Regions from separate parts of the Homo sapiens genome. Here region 2 is linked to region 1. The links are chromatin contacts, found by Hi-C in ENCODE. All regions are on one chromosome and are shown on one strand. Each heading gives the region's core, a stretch centred on a gene start or an enhancer-like site at or near the end of the contact. The rest is flanking DNA. Distances are from core to core; before and after follow the strand shown. Region 1 holds the start of PSMD7 (proteasome 26S subunit, non-ATPase 7). Region 2 holds the start of ATXN1L (ataxin 1 like).

What was found. Hi-C counts contacts between places; a loop is a spot of excess contacts on that map. Pooled maps may share reads with other maps.
Region 2: a pooled map shows a loop between it and region 1 (7-fold over the local background). The contact joins the promoter of ATXN1L here to the promoter of PSMD7 in region 1. A Hi-C loop is called at or near these places in 5 of 50 pooled maps.

What each region holds. Positions count from the first base shown.
Region 1 is chr16:74,295,238-74,298,063 of GRCh38, reverse strand. It overlaps PSMD7 (proteasome 26S subunit, non-ATPase 7), which reads right to left and starts at 1,250. Exons shown (of 7, transcript NM_002811.5): 1 at 1,076-1,250. The coding sequence starts at 1,149. RefSeq lists enhancers at 236-1,125, 1,026-1,335, 1,126-2,017.
Region 2 is chr16:71,844,614-71,847,313 of GRCh38, reverse strand. ATXN1L (ataxin 1 like) reads right to left here and starts at 1,338. Exons shown (of 3, transcript NM_001137675.4): 1 at 1,210-1,338. RefSeq lists enhancers at 851-920, 722-1,493, 1,711-1,760, 1,494-2,266 and a silencer at 1,141-1,450.

The DNA of each region.
Region 1 (2,826 bases), core at 1-2,500:
GTCTCAGCCTCCCAAAATGCTGGGATTACAGGCGTGAGCCACCATGCTCGGCCTCGTGTTTTAAATAAAAACTGAAACCTCATCTATATATACATTTTTTTTTTTGAGACGGAGTCTAATCAGATTCCCATTTAAAAATGTTAATGGGTTAAAACCACAGCTGATCCAGGAAGCCCTTCGGGGTGCTGAGCATCATCCAGATTTCGATAACAGGAACTCGGTCAAATGAAGACAAACATAGATACGACCCTGGGGGCGGGGGTCAGGGCCAAATTGAAGCTAGCCCCCTTAGCCCCACTCCGGCATCATCCAGGCATCATTCACTTTGCATCATTCACATTTCGGTGAAATCAACTTGGTTAAACGAGGATAAACATAAATACGACCCTGGGGCCGGGGTCAGGGCCAAATGAAGGTAGCCACCCTGCACCCCACTCCAGCATCATCCATATTTCGGTGAAACCAATTCGGTCAAACGAAGATAAACATAGCCTTGGGGCGGGGCTAAATGGAGCTAGCCCACTCCGCCCCACCCAAGCATCATCCAGACATCAGTCACTTTGCATTATTCACATTTCAGTGAAATCAACTGAGTCAAATGAAGATACGACCCTGGGGTCGGGGGTCAGAGCCAAATGAAGCTAGCCCGCCTCCGCCCCACCCTGGCTTTATCCAGATTTCGGCAAAACGAACTTCAAAACGAAGTGACAGACACGAGCTTGGGGGCGGGGGTCAGGGCCAACTAAAGCTAGCCGCATCTCCCGACCCCCAGCATCATCCAGATTTCGGTAAAACGAACTTCGGCAAAACGAACTCGGAAAGGGAACTCTGTAAAACAAACAGGCTAAACGGAACAGGCAGCCAAGGCCCCGAAGTGGCGGCGGCTGGGGCAGGGGCGGGAGGCTGGATGACTCCGGCATCGTGAGCCGACGCTGGTCTGGACTCGTGAACAAGTAAGGGTCACCAGCCGCCCTATCTGCGTCCCCAGCTCGTCCGCGGCCGCCGCGCCATCTCCAGCGTGCCCGTGACTCAGCAGCGGCTGCGCCGCCGGCCCAGCTATAGGGCGCTCGCTCACCGGTTGAAATGATCCACCACACTGAGCAGCACCAGGGGGTGGACCACCACCTTCTGCACTGCCAGCTCCGGCATCGCGACACACCCCGCTCGCCAGGCCTGGCTCCCTGCCACACGCAAACACCGGCAGCAGTAGCGGTCACCGGTACCCTTTCAGGCCCAGTTCCTCTTCTTCCGGTTCGTCAGCCCTCGCGCGGCCTCCTTCTTCCGCTCCCAGAGTGCCTCGCGCGGCGGGCCCGGATCTTCGCCACCGCCGTCATTTGTGGGCGGAGAAAGGGCTGGAGAAAGGCGGGAATCGCCCCTCGTCCCTCGCCGTGCGTTTCCCTGGACTTAAGGGCCGAAGGGACACCGGCGACTTGACCTCCTGGTATTGGCCTGTACCGTCACCTGCAGAGGCTTTTCGCCTCAATTCCTTCCCAGCACCCTCCCCCCGCCACCCCCCCAAAGTAAATAGTTGACAGTTTACTTTTCTACCACCCGGAAGAAGTTCACTTTTGCTTCAGGTCAAAATCCTCCGCGATTTCTGAGAGGAACTTTAAATCTCTAACATAAGAGCACGCTTTTAATGTAATTTGGTAATTTATCTCATTCTCGTTTTCATTGCCGGGGGAATTTCTCCTTTATCTTTACTGTGGACACTTTGCAATGAACGTGGCAACCTGCAGGTTTCCACCTGTCGTTATATTACTGCGTAACTAGGGCTAGAAGAACGCAATTGTGCCGTTGCTTTTGAAATCAAAATTTACAGAAGCGTTGAAGAAAAGACGGAAGGAAGGCAGTAAGGAAGTATGTTGTGATATGTAGCTAGGAAAGAGAAGACTAAGGTAGACAAAGACTTAAGCTTATTTGCAGGAGGCAAATTATAAGAAAAATCATACAGGTTTATATCGTCTCATTTGAAGTTGCTGTTTCTGTAAACGAAAACAGTACTTAAGCAACCTGAATTATTTACTTATATTTTGTTCTGTTTTTAAACAATTTTTGCTTTCCCTTTATCACCAGAGGATTTTCCCAACATTTTGGCCTCTTGTCTTTTTAAGGTGGACTTCCTGATCTCCAAATGTCAAGGGACACACTCAGTCTCTCTTATTTGTGGGTGGTGAAAAACATTAGCAAAGATTAGACTGAAATTTGGCCACCAATGAGAGACATTAATGTAGTCAGGAGTTTGAATTTGTCTGCATGTGAATTTATCTTTGTCTTCTGTCTGCAACTTGGCTTTATTTTCAGATTTTCTGCTAGATCTGCAAGGAAGTAAATGGCAGGATATGCTTAATATTCATAATTAATTGAAGAGACTCAATGCTATCTTTATTTTTTCATTTTTTTTTTTGGTACAGTTGGTGTCTCACTATGTTGTCCAAGCTGGTCTTAAACCCCCAGCCTCAAGCAATCCTCCCACCTCAGCCTCCCAAACTGCTGGGATTACAGGTGTGAGCTACTGTGCCTGGCCATTCATTCTTAATTATAACTAGAAAGATATAAGGGTTATGTTAATGGGGAAAGAAAACTAAGAATTATTGAATCTATTGAGTGCCTATAATATGCCAGCCCTGGTTCAGACGCAAATATTTAATCCTTTTAATTAATGCTTCTCAAACTTTGATATGCTTACAAATCACCAGGGGACCTTGTTAAAATTCAGATTCTGATTCTGTAGGTCTGAGATGGGACCTGAAATTCTGAGCTTCTAACAAGCTTTCAGGTGAGGCCCATGCTGTGTTAACAAGGCTTGTAACAACCTTACGAAGT
Region 2 (2,700 bases), core at 89-2,588, 2.5 Mb after region 1:
AACTACCACTAAACCATCACTATGTGAATCTACACTTGCCAGAAACGCAAAGCGAGAAAGAATGGAGCCTTAACCTCTGAAAACAGAGAAGGCAGTACAGATGAGTGAGTGCTCTGAGAAACTGACTATCCTGTCCAAGTCCTATAGAACACTCTAAGCCTCAACCCAAACCGAATGCAACATTTCTCTCTTAAGATTGGCAAGGTGCAGGTGTACACAAAAGGTGGAAGGATAGGAAAACACAGTGGGAAAACAAATTCCTAATTCCACAAACACATATTATTACACAGTGGCATAAATAATGACTCTTTTCTCCACCAGCAGCTTTAATAACTGAAAAGCAGCTTGCTTTCTTCTTCATTCCCAACAGAAACTGGGGTCACACTTCAATCCCAAAATGATCCTTGCTTTCTGTAACGAAAACTTTAAAGAAAACCTGCCTCCAGGTCACCGAGAAGTTAGCAAACACAGGCTAGTAAAGGGACCGAAAGAGGCAAAAGGTCTGCAGAAAGGAAAACAAAGAGCCAAGCCTGTGCGCCAGGTTCCCACAACGCAAAACACACTTAAGAATCCGAAACCTCCGCCTCTCGAGAACCTCACTGAGCATCTCAAAGGGAAAACGCAGCTTGTGACCCCAACCGAGCTAACAGGCTGTTCAGGAGAGTTGCCAACGCTGCTAGCAGAGCCCGGAACCAAGCTCCTCATCACGCTTGGGTCGGAATCAAGGGGCTGAACCCAGCTGGAGACCCAAATTCTCTGCGGGCGAGAGGTGCGCCCGACAGAAAGGGAGAAGCTTGTCAGAGACTACGGTTATGGCTCCCAGTGGTCCCGCAATCCTTGATCCAACAAGGGTAGGGCTCGAAATTGGGAATTCTGCGTTTAGAGAGTAGGGGGTCCACCCTTCACCAAGGGGGCAGGGGCGAGGCCCTGCAGGCGACGCTTCCTTGTTTGGGGGCCCTTCCCGCCCCACAGACTCGGACACCTTGGCTCGCAGGCACACAGCCTCCGGGGCGCCGGGGCCTGAGGCCACCTTCCAGGACAGGCCAGAGAGAAGCGCGAGGGGGTCTAGGTGCGGCCTCTCCCCTCCGTCTGTCCACGGTTCATGGGCCCCGGCCCGCCGGAGCAACGGGCTCCTGAGGGCCACTTCCTCCGGAGCACCGACCCCAGGCCTGCCTGGCCCCGGCGGCCACCACTTCCAGGGACACTCACCAGCCCATTTCACAGCGCTTCCCAGGATCCACTCACTCGTCCCGGAGCCGCCGCAACCGCGGCCGCCGCCATCCCCGGCCCCGGAGCCGCCCCACACCCAGCGCCCCCCACAGCCGGGCGCCCGGAGATGGCGTCAAGCTCGTCCCGCCCCCGGCGCGGAGAGATTGCGTCACGGCCGGGGTGGGAGAGCAACGCCCAGGACTCCCCGGGAAGGGAGGGTGCCACACTGCCTTCGCGTCGGGCGTTCCCTCTGGTGGGTGAACAAACTCCTCTCCCTGGGACCGGGTCACGTGAATAGGGCTGGGCCCGGCCCCCTCAGCCTGACCCCACAATGACCCCGCAATCTTTCCACCTCAGTAAATTTTGGGGGTTCCCAAACAGAGCCCCGGGGCGTGGTCATCGGCGACCCCCCATTTCCTGGACTTCTTGTCCTGACTTGTGCAGCCCCTTCTGGGGAACTTCGGGGGACCCCGAGGTGACCTAGGCTCAGGAGAAAAGGAGATACCTCTTACCTCTTGGGGACCCAGGTGGAGATAGGAAGTCTTCTTTTTTTCTTTTCTTTCTTTTTTTTGGAGACAGTTTCGCTCTTGTTGCCCAGGCTAGAGTGCAATGGCACGATCTCGGCTCACCCAACCTCCGCCTGCCAGGTTCAAGCAATTCTCCTATCTCAGCCTCCCGAGTAGCTGGGATTACAGGCATGCGCCACCACACCTGGCTAATTTTTTGTATTTTTAGTAGAGACAGGGTTTCTCCTTGCTGGTCAGGCTGGTCTCGAACTCCCGACCTCAGGTGATCCCCACACCTCGGCCTGCCAAAGTGCTGGGATTACAGGCGTGAGCCACCGTGCCAGGTCAATAGGAGCTCTGTAAGTGTTGAGAAGTGGCCCCCGAGGGAGCTAAGAGTGAACCCCACTCAGGATCTAGGGGAAGGTGACAAGGAGTGGAACACCTGAAAGTTTAGAGAGAGCCCGGGGTTTAGTACAGTGAGAAGCAGCTTGGTTTAGTGGAAAGAGGGCTTGACTACTCAGTGAAATATTATTCATTACAAATTAACTAATTATTCATTACAAATTAACTGGTCAACTTCATAGTAACATGAACATCTGATTAACTTAAGTGAAGACAAAAGTGAGCGCCAGTTGAATTTATGTTTGAATAACAACTGTGTTTTTGTTGTTGTTTGTTTTAAAGTATTAGGTTGGTGCAAAAGTAATTGCGGTTTTGGCCACCGAAATGGAGACTTTCAGTTTCTTCAAACTCTGTTCAATAAATAACAATTGGGCCAGGCGCGGTGGCTCACGCCTGCAATCCCAGCACTTTGGGAGGCCAAGGCCGGCGGATCACGAGGTCAGGAGATCGCAGACCATCCTGGCTAACACGGCGAAACCCCGTCTCTACTAAAAATACAGAAAATTAGCCGGGCATGGTGGCGGGCACCTGTACTCCCAGCTACTCGGGAGGCTGAAGCAGGAGAATGGCATGAACCCGGGAG